Linked DNA regions of Mus musculus: region 2 is linked to region 1. A link is a loop called in an ENCODE intact Hi-C map of the cell type or tissue named here. Cell type or tissue: heart. All regions are shown on one strand. Links, peaks and the distances in the headings refer to the core of each region. The heading gives the core; the rest is flanking DNA. Region 1 overlaps Csmd3 (CUB and Sushi multiple domains 3). Region 2 overlaps Csmd3 (CUB and Sushi multiple domains 3).

Region 1 (12,337 bases), core at 2,686-10,685:
TTGCATCTCCCTTCCCTAGGGCATCACATCTCTACAGAATTAGGCACATCCCTTCTCACTGAGGCCAGAAAAGGCAGGTCTCTGCTACATATGTGCCTGGGCCATGGACTAGCACATGTGAGATAGCATCTTTCTTGTGCAATTTAAGTCAGTACATTTCTTACAATGACAAAGCCTGACTCAAGTGGATAACAGTATGTTTTAGGACATGGTTGACTTGTATCCTGGGTGTATGGTTATTTTGTAGATTTGTATCAAAAGAAGCCTATTGTAGCCACCTTTACACTTAATCTTACCAAAGTCACAACAATAACAACAGCAACAACAAAACAGTGGAAATAATGAAAAAAGTGTCATATACAGAGAGGGAGAGCATCGTTGTAGATGTGAGTCCTGAGAAGCTATAACAGCTATATTAGTTTTGTCAAAACTACTCATACCAGGGTTGCAGGAAATACATTGTCTACTAGATTGTGACTGGTTTATTTCCACACCTCTTCTGGGTGTTGTGCTACTGTTAATGTAGCCATGTTATTGCTTTCTAGGGCTTATACATTTATATTATACTTATTTGTATGGTTGTTAACCATTTAAATTTTGGTTGAATGAAAGTGGCATAAATGTTGTCAGAATATTAGGGAAAAAACACTCGTGCTCTACAAAGTGCATTTGCACCTTCAGGAATCACCTGGACATTGAAAATAAAACATTTACAATGACAAAAGAAAATGAGGTATTAATCACCTGAACTGAGTTTAAAAATTAGCATTTTATATTTATCCTGATGATTCTATATTCTAGCCAAGAATGAGGAGTACTTCACTATGGACACAGCAAAGTAAAAAATTGTACAGAGAAATTGAAGTGATGGTAGAGAAGCACCCTGAGAATGAAGGTCTTATTCCAAAGGTAGCGGTGCTAAAATATTATTTATGAAAATTATCTAAAGTTAAAGTATTAAAATGAGTAGTCACAGGAGAATACACATATGCTAATGATTTAGACACCTTCACAGAAACTGTTCTTCAGGTAATATTTAAGATAATAATAGCTATAATTATAATGCAATTAGTAGGCGCTAAGCATGAATCAAGTGCTCCACTTACATAAACTCATTTGAACTTCAAGCAATCCCAGTGGGTAAGGATTATTACTAACCAGGTTTTACAGATGACGATCTCAGGCTCGGAGAGGCAAGACAAGCTGTGCATGACCACATAGCAAGAAGATAGCCAAAAAAGTAATTTAAAACCAAGTCATACGATACCAAGGCCAATATCCTGGCAACCAATCAATTTCTCTAAGAACAGATTGTTATTTTCTGAGCTGACCAGTTTCAGATATGTTCTCATATCTCAGTTCTGTTTGATTTGATCCACTGTCCTAGCTGATGCTACTCCATGCTTGTTCTTCCATTTCTATTCCTCAAATAAACCACTCTTTATCTCACTCTGCAAGAAGCCCACTGTTAAATAACTATAATGTCATTACTAAGATATTACTATCTTAGACTGTAAATCCTCTCCAAGCTTAACAGGCTTTCCTACTTTTCTCTTTATGTTTGTCTCTGTAAATTCTGTTTCTCTCACTTACTGTTTTCCTTTGTGGTTTGTAAACTTCCTATATTTTAATATAGAAAAAAAAAACTATTGAAGACCAAATTGTCATTCACAGTACAACCCTTCTAATCAGAAAGTTACTGTCTGCTATTCCTATACCTCCTTTATTATTTACAAATTCTGGCAATGTGTAAGGCATTATTTTCTCTTTAGAGCTGTTTTAGAGTTCTGTTATCTTGCCTAAGGTTGCAAATCTAGTAAGTGGATGAGCTGGGATTTAAAGCCCCCCCATTCTAATTTCCAGATTTTGAAGTTTGCTGTGCCATTAGGAAAACTGTCCACAAAGTCGGAACTTCAACTATGTCTGATGCGGCAGGCCCATTTGTCTCCTGACAAAGCAAATTGTCCAACTGTCAAAGGAAAGCATCCTTGGTTCCAAGGTTCTAAGAGGAAGACCAGAATGTTTCCTTGGGGCTTCACTTTACAATGTACTCTCTAGTAGCAGATATTTGAATCATCAAAACCAATGCTGGTTTTTAAATAAACACCATAGCCCTTTGTAAAACATTTTCACAAGTAATTAGTTGCTGAGAAATCTTCATTTATCCAGCAATGTTTGCTACTTTATAAATACCTGATTTTTGTCAGTTCTGAATACATGGTTCCAACAAATTTAAGTTAGTAAGAAATTCACAGGAGAAGGTGAATAGGTTTCTGAGCCTAACTTTAGAAAGAGACCTTTGTTCTCTTCCAAGTATTATGTTCATTTGACTTAACAGCTTCTGTCATGAAATATGTATGTGTATGATATATAGGCATTTGTGTGTGTGTGTGTGTGTGTGTGTGTGTGTGTGTGTGTGTGTGTGTGTGTGTAAAACCATATGGCTGTATAGTTATGTGAAAGAGTATAGGTGTGTTCATGTGTGCATGAATGTGTGAATATGTATGTATGTGTGTTTATGCATGTGCACACGTGTGTATGTACATTAGTGTGTGTATGTTTGTGCATGAATGACGGTATGTCTGTGTGTGAAGAGTAGCTCTTTTCTGAACAATTTAATTACAGTTATCATTTCCAGTGGAGTTATCTGGATCAGAGTCAAGTCAAGTGGATTAATCCTGCATGTTATTTTGGTCAATGATTGATTACTTTAGCCTTTTCTCCCCCCAAAAAGAAATTTGTCTGTGGTTTTGCCTTTGATGAAGGATACAGAGAGATAAAAACTTTGTTTCAATATAATAAGTATGTTGGAGAAATGGTTTACATCATAAACCCTCAGTAAACAGATAGGCAGAACAGTATTGGATGGATGGCTCTGCTGTAGACAGTAAGGTACATCCTTTAGGAATGAGTCCCTCGCACCAATGGAACAAGTTTGAATGGCAACAGTGATCTCTATACTCTATCTGACTGTATAACATCCAAAAATAATTAGCTGTTTGAGTCAGAGTCCAATTTCCCATCGAGTGCTTTGTGTTATTAGACAGATATCACTGAACCCACACACATACACACACACTTATATATATATATGAGGTTTGTTTGAAGTAAAGGACAACAGCAGCTTTAAGATTCATATGCAAAGAAAGGTAATTTTGAAAAAAAAAATTATGAGTTCCTAGATTGTAGTAGTTCATTGCTTCAAATGTCACACACAGACTGCCTTCAGGTGTCACACACACTCTTTATCTCACGCACGTGCTCGTGCACACACACACACACACACACACACACACACACACACACAATTCTAACTAGAAGAATTCTATCTCCTGATTAGCTTTCTTTATGTCCATCTTAACATGTCTTCTTAAAAATCTCAAATTTGTTCTCTACACTAACATTAATTCTTCAGGTTACTAGTTCTTATATATCGTTCTTATGCATATCTCCATTTTATCATTAATTGTTTTAGTCAATGTTTGGAACTTTGATCACCTCATTGCTTATGATTAAATCTTCTTACCATTGGTTGATTTTCAAATTTTAGCAACCATCTTTCCCACTTCTCAAAGAAACACAAATTTAGGATATAAAATGAATCCTATTTCTTCTATTTATTTATACTTTTAGGATCATCCTTCGCATGTTTGTTAAAATACAGTATGTTTATCAATATGTTTCTTTAGGTTAAAACTCTTAATTCATTTTTATATTACAGAACTCATGACATAATATTTGTGTCATTGCTTTTGGAAACACCTTTAAAAAAGTGACATTGAATAAGTAAGATGTTATGAGAGACCATTAATAGATTCATGCAAAGCAAGGGAAATCCTTAATCTTGGGGGAACTTCAATATCTTTTGTTATGCATAAATTAGAAGATAAGACTTAACTGGAAATTTCTAGAGTTTCTGACAAAATGAAAAATAAAACGTTGTGAAATTTGGGGGAACCCATGGGAAAGGGCAGGGATCTTACTTAGGAAGAGCAGAGCAAAAGGGGTCAAAGACAGCACAAAACTACAAACAACAAAGTCAACAAATAAAGCTCATAGAGACTCACAAAAACCAAAACAACAATCATGGAACCTTTGTGGATCTGTACTAGGTGCTCTGCATATATATTATGGTGGTGTAGTTGGGTTTTTTTTTTTCTTTAATTCTTTTTTTTTTTTTTTTTTTTTTTTTTTTGGTTTTTCGAGACAGGGTTTCTCTTTTAGCTCTAGCTGTCCTGGAACTCACTCTGTAGACCAAGCTGGCCTCGAACTCAGAAATCCGCCTGCCTCTGCCTCCCTAGTGCTGGGATTAAAGGCGTGCGCCACCACGCCCGGCAATTAACAATGGAAATAGGAGTATTTTACTTACTCTTGAGATGCTTTTCCTTTTACTGGGTGCAGGGCATTTGTGGGGAAGGACTTGGAGGAGTGGAGGAAGGGGAAATTTATCAGGTTGTGATATATGAGAGGAGAGTAAGAGGTAATACAAAGAACACCCATGGTATGCACTCGCTGATAAGTGGATATTAGGGGAAAAGCTCAGAATACAAGTGATAGAACTTAGAGGCCATATGAAGCTCAAGAAGAAGGAAGATCAAAGTGAGGATGCTTCAGTCCTAATTAGAAGGGGGAAGAAAATAAACAGGAGCAAATATGGAGACAAAGTTTGGGGCAGAGCCTGAAGGAAAGGCCATCCAGAGACTGCCCCAGCTGGAGATCCATCCCATATACAGACACCAAACCCAGGCACTACTTTGGATGCAAAAAGTGCTTTCTGACAAGAGCCTGATATAGCTGTCTCCTGAGAGGTTCTGCCAGAGCCTGACAAATACAGAGGTGCATGCTCACAAGCAACCATTGGACTAAGCATGGGGACCACAATGGAGGTGTTCGGGTAAGGACTGAAGGAACTGAAGGGGTTTGCAACCCCATAGGAAGAACAATATCAACCAAGACCCCCCCAAGAGATCCCAGGGACTAAACCACTAACCATGTTTACATATTTACGTGTACACATGGAGGGAGCCATGGCTCTAGCTGCATATGTAACAGAGGATAGCCTTATCTAGCATCAATGGGAAGGGAGGCCCTTGGTCCTGTGAAGGCTCCATGCACCAGTGTTGGGGAATGCTAGGGTGGTGAGGCAGGTGTGGTTGTGTGGTTTGGAGAGAACCCTCATAGAAGCAGGGAAAGGTGGGATAGGTGGTATGCAGTGGGGAAACCAGGAACAGGGATAACATTTGAAATGTAAATAAATAAAATGATTAATAAACAAATAAATAAACAAACAAAATCAAAAGCTACTTGGGAAAAATATTAGAAAATCTGTTGTGCTTCCTCTCTCCTTCCTACACAGAAAACCATGTTACTGTGGCATCATCCAGACACATACATGTCTCATTGATCCACATATGAATTCACAGAGACTGTGGCAGCTGAACAATATTCACACAGATTCAAAACAAGAAAAGCCCAGCAAGCAGAAGGGGAAGTGGACACACAGTCTCACCCATAGCCAAGAAGATGTTTAGGATTGCTACCAGCTAGGAGAATGAAAGTCAATTTGTTCAAAGAGTTTCACTGGTTATATAAACCACATTCTAGGGCAGACCTCCTACTCAGGGGTAGTTGGCCAACAAAAACGACTCCATGTTTTTCTGGAGAGAGTGAGGAGGAAGAGGAGGAGGAGGAGGAGGAAAAGAGAGGGGAGAGAGAGAGAGAGAGAGAGAGAGAGAGAGAGAGAGAGAGAGAGAGAGAGAGAGAGAAAATGGAAGTGGTAGGTCAGAGTAGGAGGCGGGAAGGTCTGAGAGGAGTTGAAGAAGAGGAAAAAATATGATCAAAATATACTTTATTAAAAAATTAAGCCCAATAAAAAATCATATTTTATTAATTTGCAAACACATCTCATATATAGTGTCACAATGTTTGTAATAGCGAATATTTCAGTTTTTAAACAAAATAATATCATCTGGTATCTTAGGAGTTATACTAGTAAAAGATCAAAGCCCTAGATGAATTGTGTAAACATAAAGTTCTGAAGAATTTGAAGAGATAAAATATCATTAGGTAAATGAAACCATGAGAATACGCAATTGTAAGTAATCAGTGTAATATCTATAAAATTCAGTAAGGTGACAAATGGCTTTTACTATTTACTTTATTGTAACAATATCATGTAGATTTTTCTCCTAATGTTTAATTTTTATCTCTTCAAGTTAAACTAAACTCAAAATTTAAAAGGGTATAAGCATGAATTTTTAAACTCAACAGAAGATTGGTATTTCTTTATGTTTTGTTAGTAGTTGATTGTGCCTCCTCTTTTTCTGCTTTTGTTGTAATATCTATTCTGACATGCAATAGAGTAAATACCATATTTAATATAACTCTACACAATCTTGTTTTTTAGTAAATTTTAAATAATCCATGTTTTGATGCATTGGAAATATTTTGCTAATTTATTTCTTTTATTATTTCAATTAACAATTCCTTTTGAGCATATTGTGTGTGAATTAAATTATATCATATATTATAATTTGGTTATTTGAATACATATATTCAAATATATATTAAAATATATATGGAAATGACTAAACCCTTCTGTTTAACACATTCATCATAAAATTTTTATTGTGAATACTCTTAACATCTGATCTCTTAGTTTTTTCAAGAACACTACATTTTTTTTTTATCAACAGTCACAATGTTGCAAAACAGCTCTCTTAGACTTTCTCCTACATAAGCAAAGTGTTATGACCTTTAGCTAACATCATTTTAACACTTTCTTCCCTGCCTCACCCAGGTTATTGCTACATTACTTTCTCCTTCTAAGAGATTGTGTTTTGAAGCCATGCAATGATTCTCTTTTTTCTTACTTCATTGATTATCAACTTCTAATAAACCCCATAACATTGGTCTAGGTTGTATCCATGTCAAGTTTATAAAACACATAATTAACTATATAATTATCTGTTACATTAATGTATAGCAACCAAAAGGCATTAAACAATTATTAACAAGAAAATTTGATGTTTTTACTGCTTTATTTCATATAATCTGAAGTAAAGTAAAAACTCATGGGCTCTTTTGAACATTACCACTACTTGTTTCTTTTTCTTTTCTTTTTTTTTTTTTCACAAAGAAAAGAGAAACCAACAATGAATCTGGAAATGTAATTAAAATATAGATCAGGGGAAAGTTCCAATATATACATAATTGCAACTAAAGACATTGAAAATTCATTTCTGTAGCTTACAGTCCATTTGCCACAATAAATCAGAGAGTCACTTAATGAAAATTGTTTGATTGAAACACTTGTACAATGATGTTTATTTTTACATAGAAATATAATTACATTAAAATAAAAGAATTTCAGGCACTTTGATCAAGAAAACGTATCTTCTGACTACTTAATAATGATGCAGGTAATATTTGGCAAAAAGATTCTTTAATGAAGTAGTTTACTTCAGAAAGAAGTGTTCATGATCAAAGACACAACATTGCCATCTGGTGGTGATTTATGCAAAGCAGTTTTGTTAAATGACCTTTACTGCTAAACTGGTAGGTTAAGGCTGTAAATTAATCTTTGCAAGAATGATAGATCATATTACATGTGAAAATATGTGAATAAAGTATTGCTTATATGCCTGAGCTTCTAAATAAAATTGTTCTCCAAGGTACGATTACAGACCATAATTTTTTACTGAAAAGACAATAAAATCACTCCCTTTTATTATAATTAAGTATGCCTACACACATTTTAATTTAATTACTAATATACTAGCTTGTGTACGTAAACCTATAAGTAAATACATTTAATGCATGTACAAAATTATCTTTACAACAGATATACACTACTAAAATTATTTGCTATGGCTTTAAAAGTGTATTAAACATAATTTTAAATATCCCAATTAAATTATGATTAAAAACATTTTAAACTTTGTTATCATAAAATTGTAATAGCCAGAATATTATGAAAAAGCAAATAATCCTCATTTATATTGGGAAGAAGCACAGAAGTATAAAACAATTGTTGTGACAATCATTCAGGATATTGTCTTTGGAATCGATTTCAGTAGTTTACCTTGAAACCAATATGTAATGGAATGTCTAAGTCTGATGCCAATGTATAATGCCTAAAACAGATAGTTAGGCATTAAACTAAATTTACTTTACATTTTTCTCTACGCCTGTGTGTTTCTATTTTACAGCATTTCTGTAGTATTGAATTTGGTTACAATGCATTATAAACCAAACCAGAGTCAATTTTGAAATCCACTGGCATTTTTCCTTCTTTGGGAAATGACCCAGACATTTCAACCCAGCAAAATGTTTAATGAGAAATAAATAAAACTATAACATAATCCCACAGTAGGTAAATCTTGAGCGTCTGGGTTAGTAAATAAATTAGAAAAATCAACACAGTGATTTTAAAGTATGCCACTGTAAATTTAAACAGAGATTTCATCTGTTCCTTTAAAAAGAGATGTAGCTAACCTTTTAATGGGCCCTCCATTTTTTTTCCTTGTGGCATTCTTCTACAAGCAAAGGGCATTTGTAGCATTTGTGAGGGCAGAGATCTGGGGAGTTTATTTAAATGTATTATAAAGTAGTACCAACCATATTATTATAAAAAACAAATATTCTCATTTACATTGGTTAGCAACACAGATTTTCACTGAAGGGGAATACCACCAAGCACTCTGGCTTTAAAAAGTAATGTTTTTTTTTTGCCCCCTCCCCCCAGGAACAGTTAATATTTGTAATGCTTTGCAAAACCAAAGTATGTAAGAATGTTAGAGCACTCATATATCAGATGACCTACAACTTACAAGATGAGTTGTGATCTGTCTCTGCCTGTACTTGTAGAAAGCTATAAAAGGAGATTTTAGTTAGCACACATCTACTAAATTTGAACATATTTTGACACCAATTTCTTTTAAAATTTATCGACAGTAAAGAGGATATAAGACAACACAAATATTTTAAATGTAGATTGCCTTTGTCCTATAACACTGGGAATTATGCTCTGAATCACATTACCAAATACTGCTTGATGTACATCGCATATGGTCAGCTTTAATCACTGTCAGAGACTGAAGCTCTACTTATTAATAAATTATCATTGAAGTGGGGTTTTTTGTTTTTTGTTTTTGTTTGTTTGGTTGGTTTGGTTTTTGTTTGTTTGTTTGTTTTTCTGTTTGTTTTGTTTTGTTTTGTTTGAGACAGGGTTTCTCTGTGTAGCCCTGGCTGTCCTGGAACTAGCTCTGTAGACCAGTCTGGCCTCGAACTCAGAAATCTGACTGCCTTTGCCTCTCAAATGCTGGGATTAAAGATGTGCACCAACACTGCTCAGCTATTGAAGTGTTTTTACTGCAAAAAGAAAAGTACTGAAGTACTGAGATTCTCACAGGAATGTCTGAGGTTCTTTGCTTGTTTGTTACTGAAATCAAGAGTCTGCCTTACGTCATATTGATCCATGCATATACAAGTGATGAAATGATTCCTTCCTCTTACATCTAGGCTTCAACACAAATTGCTCATGCAAAGTAGAAAACAGACCCAAAATTCATTTATCTTGAAAGATTTTACTGTTGAAAGCTTAACCTAGAGTCAGTGTGATACGGTAAATATTATTTGTAGCAATGTTATAGTTTAAGAAATTTAAACATATTTGATAGCAAAAAATAAATGTAGTTTAAGAAGAGGAGTGGGAAAGAGGAGTCTGCTATTATGGGAAAGCATACATGCTCACTCCATTCACAACCCTGGAGTTACATGGCCCCAACAGTCATACAGGCCGTTGGGGCCATGGGACATTGCTTAATTTACCAGTTTCTTTACCTGTTCTATGAAGTTAATGACAATATATCCTAACATTATTGAGAAAACCACATTTAAATACATTTGAAAGTGTCTAGCACATACAACACTAAATAAATAATAACTATTATTCTGAGAATGGTAATTATTAGTACAAGACAGAATCTTGCTAAAATATAGAATTTCTTTCAGTCAAGATTATATTCTGACAAAGAAAATTACAGTGAATAGCAAAAACATCATTAAGAAGCTGAGAAAATAGCATATTTTACAATAGCAGTTTGAAAATAAAATCAATTTACTGTTTGCAAATTGAATAGTATGCATTAAGCATATGTAGGAGAGATATTTAACTATAATATCATGTTTGGCTACCATATACAATTACTATTCACTAGTAACTTTTTTAATATTGCCAGTGAAACTCTAGCCATATCGTTTGTACCACAAAGAATTTTAAAGATTATTCTTATATAATTTAGTGCAATGTAAAGTTATCAATTCATCATTTGAGCTTGGCTTATCAATCTACAATGCAAATTTAGATGCTACTAGAAAACATGGATGCATAACTTAAACATGATGGTTAAGATATTGGCAAAGTTATTATGTCTGACTCTTCTGATAGAATATGATCTTTCTTGAAGAGTTATCATAGTCATGGAACTCCTTGACATCTAGTAAACTAGGCAATCCTTGATTGCTGAGAGCAGTTGATTTCACAGACTTGAAAGTCTTTGACTTCATCAGTAAATGATAAGTAACAGATAAGAAAGAAGAAGATTATAGGCATGGCTGTGAATGCCTATAATCTTAGCACTTGAGATATAGAAGTAGGAATATCTGTAACTCAAGATTATCAAGTACACAGCTACACAGTGCATCTGAGACCACATAAATTTACAAACATACACATATACATACTCAAATAAATATGCTCATACACGGACACACACATAAATTTTGATATGTATGCTATATCAGAGACCATGACAATCTAAAAGAATACTTCACTGTATAATTCCTATTATGGAGGTTGTAAAGTAAAATATCATGCAAAAATATTTTCAAATTTGGGGAGTAGAATAGGTGGGGTCTGGGTGATGGCATCATGGGTAAAATCATTTTACAAAATTAACTTGATCACTGGAACCCATTAAGGCACCGAGTATGTAATTTCAAGATACCTAATACAAGATGGGACACCAAGAAATTGGAAAAACAGAGTTCGCAGGCAAGCTAGCCTTGAATACAAAATAAACCAAAAAGCAGAAATAAAACAAACAAAAATCTGATTCAAAACAAGCCTGAAAGTGAGAACTAATTTCTGAAGCCTTTTCTCTGATCTTGACACTAAGCACTGTACACCAAACACATGCATACTCACACATGCAAGCCAATACACATATGCATACACTAACATCACAAACATATGCATATGTCCACATACACTCACATACAAATTTTGATATGTGCATGTGTACATACATGTCTTCATTATTTTTTAAATTGAAATGCACTTTAAGCACATATATAATTGAATAAAACAGATGAATACTTAATTATTTGGCTTTTCAATATATATTAGAGTTTACCTTCCTGTACACGTTTGTATCCTATGCATACCAGGTATACATGAAGGCCAGAAGAGGGCATAAGGTCCACTAGAACTGTGAGTCACGATGTAATTTCAGTGAATTAAACCTCAGGCCTCTAAAGAGCAGTGCTTTTAACCAGTTAGCCTCCCTTAGAACTCCAGGAATAAACTCTAAAATTCACGTATTTAAAGAATGAGGATTGTTTTGTTTTGTTTTGTTTTGTTTTTATTTTCATGCAAAAACCTTGGAAATAATTCTGCCTAAACATTTCATAAGAAAATGGCTAAATAAACTAGAAACTTGCAGCTCTGCCTATATTCAGTAGCCAAATTAGGCCACTCCAAAATATTAGAGACAGAAATCTATGTACATAAAGTAATGTTTTTAAGAATAATTACAATGAATTGTTCACTACACATTATCTATGGGAGTTTCTATTTATATGTATATATTTTGCATAAAGACCATTGCATAAAGACCAACAACAACATCAAAGACATAAATAACCAAGCAGGAATGTGATTCTTTCATTGTCACTTGTCATGGAAACATTAGGTACCAGTCCTTCATTATTTCTTAAATTTTGGTAGAAAATGATGATCAAAATGTCATGGATACAATGAATAAAAACTACCCATAAAAATGTTGCTTCATTATCTATGATATTAATATAATAAACTACTGTTGTATTAAAGTTGATATACAGTGTTATCCAGAACCTTTTATGGAGTAGGCCAAAGTATATGAGCCATCAAAACTGTCAACTCAAAAATAAAGGGAAAATAAAAAGCTCCAAGGCAACTTACTAGCTCAATTTATAACTGAAATTTGCATCTAACATAGCATATGTACAACTCAGAGCATGGTGCCAAGTCAGACTCATTATTAACTAATTGTTTTCTAAGAAAAACAGATGG
Region 2 (12,337 bases), core at 2,698-10,697, 680 kb before region 1:
TATATTTGCAGGGGACACAGTGTCTCATATAGCCTGAACTGGTATCAAACTCACTGTGTAACTACTTCCTTGAATTCTTGACCTTCTTGTCTGGATCTGCCAAGTGCTGGAATTGCAGACTTATACTTCTGTTCCTGGCTGCTGTCTGACAATCATAACCTGAGCAGTATTCTTGCTGAGATACCTGACCCTTTAGCAAGATGACTATTTGAGAAACTATGCCCTCTTTTATATGAATTTCAAGATTTCCAGGGGTTCGAAGGAAAACAAATTGCAAATGAAGAGAGTAAGGAGAAACAGTGTGTGGGATGCCAGCAGTGCCTAACACCACTCAGACCTCTGTACATATAGACTAGAATTAAATTTTAGATATCCTTTCACCTATCTCTTGCTCTCTCTTTTAACTCACAGCACAGTTTGGGGATAGAATGAGAACCATCATTTTGCACAGTGTGCGCATGCTGGTGACAGAACAGGGACCGTAGCTATAGGCTTCATCTCTATACTATGAGGTTGAGCCTGTAAGTGATTTGTGGTGTGCAGACCCATTCACTACCAAGCACACACAGGTTTGTCTGTAGTAGTTCCTGCACCAGGCTTTTGTTCTCAGTTGGAGTAACAGGTTACAGAATATCATTAAGGAAAACTAGCTCCTTAAATATTTTCCAGAATTCACTAGCTTATATTTAGGATAAGCTCTCCTGCATTTCACATTCTGTTCCTCCAGATAATAATTTGATCCTATGAGATAAGAGTTGGGTGAAACAGGGTCCTATAATGAATGTTCACAATGCATGAGTGGGCCGTCTAACTTACAGTTCCAGGCTGAGATTGTTATTACCTGCATTCTCACAGCCTTGGATCTGTGTCCCCTGAAAGGATTCCTTCAAAAGGTCTTGCCTTACAACTGCTCCTCCATATTTGGGGTTAGGCCCAGCAGTTTTCATCTCTAAGAAGTTGCTCTGTCACAAACCAGTTAGCTTTAAACTGATATTCAGGAGACCCCCTTTGAATAGAAAGTGAAAGAAAATGAACTAAAATCTGGCTTGGCAAATCACTAATTCTATTGGCTGTTGTGTGTCTAAGGATTTCTCACAGGGTTAATATTTTCTATGGAAGGTAGCCGTGTCCCACGACTGTATTAAAAATCTCTCCTAAAATGTCTAACCTTATCGCTTTAGCATAATAGTCATGCAGAAGGACATGAAGAATGTCAGAGGGATTCTGGTGGCATTAGTTATAGCATCATTACCCTGTCAGCTCATAGGCACATTTACTGCAGTGATTTTTCAAGGCTTCTCTAGGAAACGGTACCAGTATCTTCTAGAAACTTTTCTGCCAAACAAAAGTCTCAGGTTCTCACCAGCACAGCACTGAATCCTGTTCTACGGAACATAGGCACAGGCATTTGTTTTCAGCATGCTAAGTAGTTCATTTTAATGCTTTCAAAAATTTATAGAAAACAACTCCAGTAAACTAGGAAAACAAACCAACCAACCAAGGCACTAGAGCTACATACACACACAAAAAAAATTGAAATGATAATGACATGGAGGACCTTTATATAAAGAAATCAGATTTTCTAAGCCTCAGCTGCACTGCTCGTATGCTTCTGCAAAAGACTGTATCTTTCAGTGGACTTATTGAATCAGGTGATTTATGTGAATCAAGTGTGTAGTCAAGAGCTTGGCAGAACTACCATGAAATTAAACTTTGCATGTGCAAAAAGAAGGGTCTTCATCTGTTATATCGTTAGTCCTTAACTTTTCCTCAACAAGTACAATTTCCTCTTACAAGTTCTTGCTATCATTGACTACCCCATTCTAAAGCAATATTCTGCAATTCCTGTTGGTCATACTTTATCATGCAAGTCTCTCCTTCAGTCTATGTGTCGAGAGAGGAACAGAATTTGAAAAAAAATTGTTAGCCAGACTTTAGACCAATTTCATCTCTTCATTCTGATATGGATTAACTTGAATACCAATTGACTGGCATACTTATATAGATTTATCTACTTGTGACACAAATGGTAATATTCATAGGACTACAGGTGCTCTTAAATATCAGGAGAGTCACTTCTCATGGATCATAAACAAGCACACAAGGAAAGTACCAGTGCACTTTCTCAGGTGAAAATGGGCATTGGCTCCTGACCTGAGACTGTTTTACTGGACATTAGAGACAATGTTCAATGCTTATTCTTTTATAGCTTTTCAATTTTATTTCAGTTAGCTTAGATGGTACCCAATGAAATAATCAACCGTAAATCTTTACATTTAAGCAACGGATGAAAACTGAAATCACACAAAACTATGTATCATTACATATATGTAGTTAAAAATACAAGCAATGGTAAATACTTGCTTAGGTGGTGACAAAGGAGATGATTAATGGCATGGGATATTCTTAATACTGATACAAGATCATGTATATGGCTCAGTGGATAAAGATGCCTGCTGCTAAGATAGTTAACCTGAGTTCAAATTCTGGGACCTTAATGCTAGAAGAAGAGAAGCAACAGCGAGAATTTATCCTTCTGCCTCCACTCAAATGCTGCTGCTGTGGGCATGACATGTGCACAGGCTTGCTAAAAAATACATGTAAATAATAATGTAATAAAAGATTGAAACAACATATGTGCTAATTAAATAAAATTTTCTAAAAAATTAACTGTTATTAGCTATATGTCCATAAATGAATTCAGTTTATAGGCTAATTTTTATGTATTCTTAAAATGTTTCTAATCTGTTTTTGTATTCTGGAAACAATTTATTCTTTGAAATGTAAATCTACAAAATCAATTCTTAATTTGCCTCCTGGATTTTTATTAAGGTTAAGTCATATTAAATGAGAACTATAAATCCTTTCTAGTCTGTATTTTAATAGGTACAGTTTCATCTTACTTATAAAATGAAAATATTGTTTATGACTCTACCTTAAAAATTTCATGAACCCAATAATATTATTTGGTTATTCTCATAATTGCAGCATGTGGACTATTTTCATTTTCTTTTTTAGAGACTTGAGTAAAAAATTGGAAAAGTAACAACTTCTGCTAATTTGAGAAGTTGAAATGTATAGAAAGTGAGTAATATATAGATATAATTTCCATGAAAGCTGACTTCATAATTTTTAGTATAAAAAGATCTTCCTTTATGCCATATTAGCTATTGTAAAAGACTACCCATGATGCAGGGTTTTAAAGTCTACTGTATGTAGCACTCAGGTTAGACTATAGCTCCAGGAAGTTAGGGATACCTGGTTTATACAGAGGCTCAGGCATTGTCACGTTTGGGGACATGTTTTTAGGATATTTTTTGTACTTCTTATGTGTGGTGCCTCTTATGTAGTATCTTCATCTCAAATAATAGTTCTTCCTTTTTCAATCCTGAACTTCAAACAAGCATCTGTCATAGTTCTGATCTCATAGGTTCAAATTATTATCTTCGTTTACAAGGTACACTTCACCTACTGCATAGATTTGCAAAGCCTGGACAGGATCTTTTTAGCTTATGATTAAGAAAAAAAAAAAAAAAAAGAAAAAGAAAAGAAGAAAAAAAGAAAAAGAAAGAAAGAAACAAGGATCAAACTCTCATAGAATTTTCCAAATCTAAAATATGTGTATGGTTAAATTCATATTTGAATATCTTCAGTTTTAAGGGGAACACTGGGGCTTAGAGAAATTAATTCACAAGAAAGGTTGGACTCACAATCCTGTTATACACAGACACTGTGCAGTTACAGTAGCAGGTAACAACTCCATTTCTGAGCTACCTATTTCTTTTACCTAGCTTGCCTAAGTCAACTGCCTCTGTGTCAATACAGCAGGCACTGAAGATATTTTTGCAATTCTATAAACAATAATTAGGAAAGGATTTCAAATATAGTGCCTGAGATTTCAATTACTCTGTGAAATGAAAAATCTAGCACAAAGGTAAAAACCAATTAAAAGTGATAATCCTTAGATTCTATCACATTGATCTTGAGTACAAAATTTGAATGTAAGAAACAGCATGAATGAATCATGTGGTATACATATATATATATATATCAATCTATTAGTAAAAAAAATTAACCAATTTTATTGTAAGATTTAAAAAAAGTTATTTCTGACATTAAGCTCCTACCAATTTCCATATAGTTTTAAGAATGAAAGCATTCCTAAAATCCGTTTAGTCTGTTACATACGATTTATTTGCAAGAGCTAATGATTTTTTCAGAGTGTTAAAAATATTAATAATACAAGTCCATTCCCAAATCTATTTCATTCTGCAAATTGGACAGTCCTACATAGAAACATCAAGTCTAGCTGTGTATAGTCACATAAAAGGGGAAACAGCATTTAGAATAAGAGACTTTCCAAGTCAGGTCTTAGTTCATTTTCTTTCACTTTCTATTCGGAGGGGTCTCCTGAATATCAGTTTAAAGCTAACTGGTTTGTGACAGAGCAGCTTCTTGGAGATGAAAACTGCTGTGCCTAACCCCAAATATGTAGGAGCAGTTGTAAGGCAAGGCCTTTTGAAGGAATCCTTTCAAGGGACACAGATCCACGACTGTGAGAATGCAGGCAATGACTGTCTCAACATGGAAGAATAACTTAGAACTTAGTCTGCCCACTTATACATTATGATCATTATAAAATATGTCCCAGTGTAGAGAGATGCCAGCACAGGGAAGGGAGAGTGGGTGGGTTGGTGAGCAAGGGGAGAGGGATAGGATGGGGGGTTTTCTGAGGGGAAGCCAGGAAAGGGGATAACATTTGAAATGTATTTAAAGAAAATAGTCAATAAAAAAATACAATCTAATTTTACAAAACTGTTCAAAATAGGCATTTTGTTGTTAAAACATGAATTGTGTTTTTCAGGTATGATTATAATAATTGAACTTTCTGAACTGATAGTTAAAATTTCTCCTTCTTTTTGTTATATATTCAGAAATTTCATCTGAACCTCCCTGTTAAAATTTTAAGGCTCGAGCCAGGCACTGTAGCAGGCACTGCTAGTTCCAGCACTAGGAAAACAGAGGCAGACAAATCTCTGTGACTTCAAGGCCACCCTGGTCTACTCAGTGTCTTTCAGTATAGCCAGGGATAAGTAGAGAGACTTTGCTTCAACAACCAAAACAAAAGTAAAGAAGTCAATAAATACATAAAACTCCAGACTCAGGAAAGTTACTAATACTCTTCCATGAGCAGTTCAGAGGATGTGCTCATTGAATGTTCTACTCTTCATGGGAACACTTAGTCCTTCCAACTTCTGCCCAATGTCATGTGTGAAGGTGGAGCTACATCTTATCTGCAGTGCATTTTCTGTGGCTCTGTGTGGCAACACTTCATTTGATGTTGCAAGTGTGCTACCAGCCAAGCTCTCCACAGCTTAAAACCTGATAATGTCATAATCATTCAGTGATTTTTTTACTGAATTTTTAAATGACACATTAATTTGTGATTTCAATTTCATGAAGTTTGTGAGTAGATGGGGGAAGCACTTTTATCGAAAACCATCTTTCCGTTCTCGTCCTCTTCATAGTTCCTCATTAATGGTACAACACAGAATTGTCAGCTGTGCTTTCTGCTTTCATTTTACTCTAGTTTCTGAAACATTATTTTAAATAGGGATAGCTGATCTAATTATTTTGTTTGTTAACACTATGGAGGTTGTCTGATTTAAAAGAAATCTGAGGAGAATAATGTTCGTTTTATCATTTTCCCAAGAAAATAATACCTACGTGATTATGTCTATCAACTGAGCCAAGAATGTAGAAATATAATTTTACAATGTACTTTTATGTTATGAGACACTTATTACAGAAAAGTGAATGTAAGATGTGTCTCTTGTTAGTTACTTAAAATGTAATTAGATATTTACTGAATCTGAAATTAATAGATATTGCATTTCCTTTCAGTTTTGAATCAACCTTTCTCACAGACAAGTAAATTTTGCGACTGCTTTTAGGCAGAGGATCTGACTGGTCTCTCAATAGAGAAAGTTACACCTAGCTTCCCCTCTCTTTGAGCTCTGTGTTGCTAGGGGCTGCATTTGCAAGATAACAGATCAAAGGGTGAAGACCTGGGAAAAGAAAGGTGATAGAAACTCCTGGTAGCAAACCCAACAAGCTACCTCCCTTCTTGGCAGCACATTAGAAGTGACTGGCCTAAATCCAAGGGAATCTTTAGGTTTACACATTTATGTACACACTTAGAGCTAGAGTAGGCTCTTCTTCTTCTTCTTCTTCTTCTTCTTCTTCTTCTTCTTCTTCTTCTTCTTCTTCTTCTTCTTCTTCTTCTTCTTCTTCTTCTTCTTCTTCTTCTTCTTCTTCTTCTCATTTATTCCTTTAGCTGATGCTTAAAATAAAGCAGCTGAATTAATTTCAATGTTTTGTATAAACAAATTTTTATCCAGACTATTTGTGTGTGTGCGTGTGTGTGCGTGCACGCGAACCCTTGAACCTCCAGCTTTGTGTTCTAAGATAATGAGAAGATGAACTCTCTTATATAAAATTTAATGGAAATGCTCACGGGCCCATGCTAAGCCGACTTTAATTTCTCTCTAGTGCTTACTTGTTTTTATCATCATCATCATCATCATCATCATCATCATCATCATCATCATCATCATCATCATTATTATTATTATTATTATTATTTACGTGTTATTATGAATAATATTATTTTATGTATGAATATTATTATTTTGTGCATGAAGGTTTCACATGCATGGTGTTCATCACATTCATGCAATGCTCATGGACGCCAGAAGAGGGCACCAGATCCCAGGAACACAGAGCTGCTTTATGACTGCTGAGAACCAAACTTGGGTCCTCTGCAAGGGCAACAAGGGCTTTTAACCGCTCTCAGCCTCAGCTCTCCAGTCTGTTCCCATTACTTAAGAAAAACTTTTATGCATAAATTTTGCTACTATCTGAATATTTTTCTGTTAATTTTTTTAAAAAGTATTTTAATTTGTGTGTGCGTATGTGTCTGTCTGTCTGTCTGTCTGTCTAACACATGTGGCTGTATCTACAGGCTAGAATAGGTCAGATCGCCCGGAACTGCAGTTTTCTGTTATTTGTGAACTGTCTAACACGGATGCTGGGAACCAAACTAGGGTTCTCTGGAAGAACAGCCAATGCACTTAACATCTGAGCAGTGTTCAAGCAACTTTGGTAACTAACTTTAAATGAGACCAAACAGCAAACTTAAAATTATACTGAAAATCTCTAGAAAGTATTCAATATCTTACTTCCTTAGCAGCATTCATTCATTTGTTGACAGATGAATATTATAAGTAAGAATTTGAACTTTACTTTAATACACTACCAATGCACTAGTTCCCTGGAATTCTTTTCATTTTGCAACAGTTTAAAGTTCACTTCTTATTTGTATCTGAGTTTTTCAAAGACTATTGAAATCCCCTGTATTAGAAACACTTTGCATTATATTTATGTGTTTAGTGTAAAAACAAAATTCCCGAAGACCTGGCAGAATGTTAGAGATGTTACTCATTAGCTTATGCGGCACCCAAGTTCATGTACATTTCAAATTTGATTATTTCTAATGTTTCTGACTTTGGATGAAATTCTAACTTATTTCACAATAGTGTTATTAGAATAGTGTTATTTTAAATTATTTAACATAACTTAGACATTGAAGAATATAATAGATTTTATTTTCACAAAACCTACAAGAGGATGCAAGCCCTAAACTCACTAGTCTATTGATGTCCATATTGGTTGATCAAGGCCCCTATTTAGACAGCAAAAATAAAATGAGCTGCTTCCTCCTCTCAAAAAAGACATAGAGTTTCATTTAAAATCAGCTTTATATAAAGAATAAAAACAATCTTACTACTCTGACATTTTCTTGTCATTTGGTGAGATTCTTATGATAGTATCAATACTGGTAACACCAACTTTGTATATTACATATAATAAATATTTTATGTTATGCACATTTAATTATACAATAAGGTTTATGCTATGACAGTTAAATAAAGCACCTTATTGATATCATTTGGAGCTGTCCATCATATGTCACATTTGGGGATCTACTTTACTGTTAAAATGTTAGTTAACTCTCATCTGTCTACCTAACTGGTATTAACTAGTTTACACAGCAGCACAAAGGTCTCACATGCATTTCTGCCACAGTGTAAGTACAAATGTATAATAACCCATTATAATAAATTATGTTTATTTATTTTACTGTATTTAAGATTCTGCTTCACAGCTCCCCTCTGTCTCCATAGTACTCTCAGTTAAAATTGAATTCTTTACCTGTTCATTCTATGGTCCTTGAAACATGTCCCAGCAATCTATTCAGTAAAGTTCATGTACTGGTGGGCCAGTATTAATTTAATATGTAAGAATCTAGGTTTAATGTTTACTAAATGACCACGTACTAAAGTTAATATTTTCCCCAGTTCTGAGTTAAAATCCTGTCTATATAGAGCAAACCCATGCATTTCCCTATTACATCCATCATCTAGCTTTACACTTTGGTACATAAAGTCAGAAGCTTGAGATAAAATGGCTTTTGGGTAGAGACATTGTTTCACTTTTATTGATGCAAATAAAAGAAAAGATCTCCATATGTCTCCTGGTGATTTCTCAGTGTTCTCCACAATGGAATCTCAGCTTATTTTTTAAATCCTGCAATAACACATGCGGTAATTATCAGGGCACAGTGATTTGCTGCCTATGCCATCGCAAGTCAGTGATTTAAAATAATTCTCTCTCTGCCTCTCTTTCTTCCCCCCTCTCATTTATTTGTACGCGATTATGGATGCAAGTAGGTGCATTTGTGTGTGCAGGTCCGATGACAGCCTCAGGTATAGCTCCCAAGACTTCGTTAGATTCTATCCAACTGAAAAATCAATCAAACATACATACAACACAAAACAAAACAAAAACAAAGAAAGAAAGAAACCCAGGGTCTTTCAGTGGCATGGAACTAGGGAAGTAGGTTGGGCTGGCTTGTGAGCTAGCCCCAGGATCTTTCTACCTCCACCTTCCCAATGTTGGGATTATAAACTTCTGGTGAATTTTCTCTCCTATGCCTTCTGGGTATAGAATTAATATTCTATTGCAAAGCAAAAGATTTACAGTTTGTGTAAACTCCTCAGCACTCACTCTTTCTTTCTTTCTTGTAATATAATAAAGAAGAAAATAGAAAATGGTCCCTTTATACTAGATAAGGATGCACTAGTACCAGAAGGAACAACTCTACTAATATGTCCCTAGGATGCCTTCCTGAGTATTTTGATATTTTTCCCCTGAAGTTATAATACTATGTTTGTTTCAGATCATCACTAAAATTTTACCGTGGAATGGCAGTTTTATATCATTTGTTCATTATCTAGGATGCAACGGAGTAGTTTCTAGCTAGCTTGTTTTCTTTTTTTTTTCTGGTTTCTGTCAATATACACAGGAAATTTTATGAGGCCACTTGCAAGATGTAGATTAAGCTTCCTTGATAACTAGCTAGTTAAAAGAAGACCAACAGAGTCAACTAACCTGGAACCCTGAGGCTCCCAAAAACTGAACCACCAACCAAAGAGCAAGCATGGACGGGAACTCGGCATCCCTGCACGGACTTAGCAGATGTGCAGCTTGGCCTTCATGTGGGTCCTCCAACAACTGAAGCAGAAGCTTACACTGACTGTTCCCTGCCTGTGGATCCTGCTCCTCTAACTGAGCTGCCTTCTCTGGCCTTAGGGGGAGCGGATATGTCAAGATCTACAGTGACTTGAGGTGTCAGGATAGGGTGATAGCCAAGCAGGACCTACCACTTCTCAAGGGGAAGAGGAGGTGAGAATAGGGGAAGGACATAGAGGAGAGGGGCATATAAAGTCAATAAATAAATTAATAGAAAACTGGCTAGTCATTGTCAAAATTCATCTTCCCTACCACCCACCTCCCTCCAAAACTCTTTGGGTTTTGACTAAATTGTGCAGCGTTTTTGTTTGTTTTGTTTTTTGGGAGGTGGGGTGGGGAAAGTTGTTGCTTTGCGTATCTCTTTAGTTGAGCTTCATGGTAGGATATTATTGCTAGTTCTTCACAACCTCGTTTACAAGCTTCCATCAAAGACTCCGCAGGATTACAATAAGTTTCCATTTCTTTTCTTTTTATGATTTAGAATATGGATAGCAAGTTGACTGGCTTTGACTTAACTCACTGCATGACACCTGGACATGGACACAGGAGTGGATCAAGTGATCTATGTCATTTCAACATCTTTCCCAAGAAGGGTATTAGGATAAAGAGATGTGTTTGCTACATACACCTTATACACATTTAAACATGTTAGATTAAATGCAAAAAACAAAAATTATATTAAAAATAGGCTTTAAAGGACTGTAGAAAAGACTTAGTGGTTAAGAACACTAGTTGCTTTTCCATAGGACTTGGGTTCAATCCCCAGCTGCCACTTAGCAGTTGACAACTATCTGTGACTCCTGGGGATCCTATGTCATCTTCTGACCTCTGTACGCAACAAACATACGTGCACAATACAATATCCAATCTCATAAGATAGATACATTTTATATTTTTAGAAAGCATGAGGAATAACTTACAAAGAATTAACTAGCAAGTGGAAAAATCGGATCCTTTTCTTCTAAAAGTGTGTTGATATAAACACACTTTAAAATATTCAGCCTTACTTAACGACAAATCTATGGGTATTTTAAATGGTTGCTATGGCATACCAAAGCGTCCTGCCAAGGCAAAATTCTTGCATCCTTCACCACATCAAATTGAATTTCAGAGATTTGGAGAGAGAAAAACGTATTGTGTATATTGAAGTGATCCCTTTCACATATATGAGACCACTTTTCCCTGTAATTATTATTTCTGAGCTTACAGTGATTTATTTTACATGCTGTGAGAAGAAGTGAAGGCAAGAGAAACAGGAAAAATCAGAATGACATTATACAAAGGTCAGACCTATTACTTTGTCAGAGAGGTAGAAAGCACATTAGTGTTTAGACATGTGTCAAAGGATCCTTTATTAGGGCTGAGTTTGCTGCTCAAATGAAAACAAAAATTCATGTGTGGTAAAGATGTAGATGTCATGATACCATACTTCATCGTTGTGATTACCTGCCTTTTTCATTGTATATTTTTCTACCTTGCGATTTAATAAAGTTTAAAAGAGAGCCACATTTATAAAATATATAAAGACCTCATTCCATATTGATCAACATTTCCCAAATTTTAAATCCTGTCCAGACTGCATTGGAAGTGTTCTGTGAGTCTACTTCCTTTTAAAATTGTATTTTAATTGTTATCAATAATTTGTCCATGTGTGTGTCTTTGTGTGGGTATAGGCACATAAGTGCAATGCCTGCAGATGACAGAAGAGGGCATCAGGTGACTGGGTACTAGAACCAATTGTGAGCTGCCCGACATGGGCAATGACCTTCAAACCCTGATTCTAGGGAAGAACAAGAAGTACTCTTAAACCCTGAACCACCTCTCCAGGCTTTGATTTCATTTTTTAGAAATCTAATTGAAACGAATATGACTTTTATTGAGATAATTAAAAATCTGCCTCAGCATTATGTATCCTGATATAGCATCCTAAAAATGCATACTTTGTAAATTTACACTGAATTGAATTATATTATACTAAAACAAACTTACCAAATTAGTTTAGGCCAAACATGTGCACAGAAAAATAAATTTATACTGTACAAAATTTTGAATTGGTATATACTTCAAATCTTTTTAACTCCATCATTGTGGCTACTGATGTCTCTTTGGATATCCAATGTATTCTAGGAAACAAAATGTTTGGAATGTTTCATATCTGTTTAGTGTAAAAATGTTTCAGTAGGATTTGTCATCTTGATTTCTAAACATGCCATTCACTTGATTTTACTTGAATTCTGTTTTCATTACTTTTCTGATGCTGTGATGAAACATCATGACCAAGGTATTTTATAGAAGGAAGTGTTCACTTGTTCTATAGTTCCAAAAAGAAAATACTGATCATGTCAGGGAGCAACAAGCATGGTTGCTTGAGCAGGATGCTGAGAGGTCATATCTCCACATGGAAACACGAAACAGAGGGAGCAAGCTGGGAGTAGGGCAAGACATTTATTTATCCCTCAAACTCCATCATCAGTGATGGACTGTTTAGTTTTGTTTTGTTTTTTCTCTCTGTGTGATTTATTTTTCTTGTTTTTATTTTGTTTTTAAGAGAGAGAGAAAATGAACATGAAATTAGATTGTAGATAGTAGGATCCTGGGAGAGTTTGGAGAATTTGATAAAAACACATGCATGAAACTCTCAAAGAATAAATACAATTTTAAAAATGTTTAACATTGGTGTTCG

What was found. Peaks named below come from ENCODE experiments on the same cell type or tissue, not always from the same donor. Only the 100,000 strongest peaks of a DNase experiment are listed, where the experiment ranks them.
Region 2: it touches region 1 in a loop (6-fold over the local background); 9 of 42 quality-filtered maps call a loop at or near these places.

The regions. Positions count from the first base shown.
Region 1 is chr15:48,097,981-48,110,317 of GRCm38, reverse strand. The region is part of intron 13 of Csmd3 (CUB and Sushi multiple domains 3); the gene reads left to right. Among named protein-coding and RNA genes, the nearest start is that of Gm23530, 300 kb to the right of the region's middle. In heart, for the core only: a CTCF peak has its summit at 7,508 (motif pointing left); no DNase peak of the experiment used is centred there.
Region 2 is chr15:48,774,083-48,786,419 of GRCm38, reverse strand. The region is part of intron 1 of Csmd3 (CUB and Sushi multiple domains 3); the gene reads left to right. Among named protein-coding and RNA genes, the nearest start is that of Csmd3, 12 kb to the left of the region's middle. In heart, for the core only: a CTCF peak has its summit at 6,759 (motif pointing right); no DNase peak of the experiment used is centred there.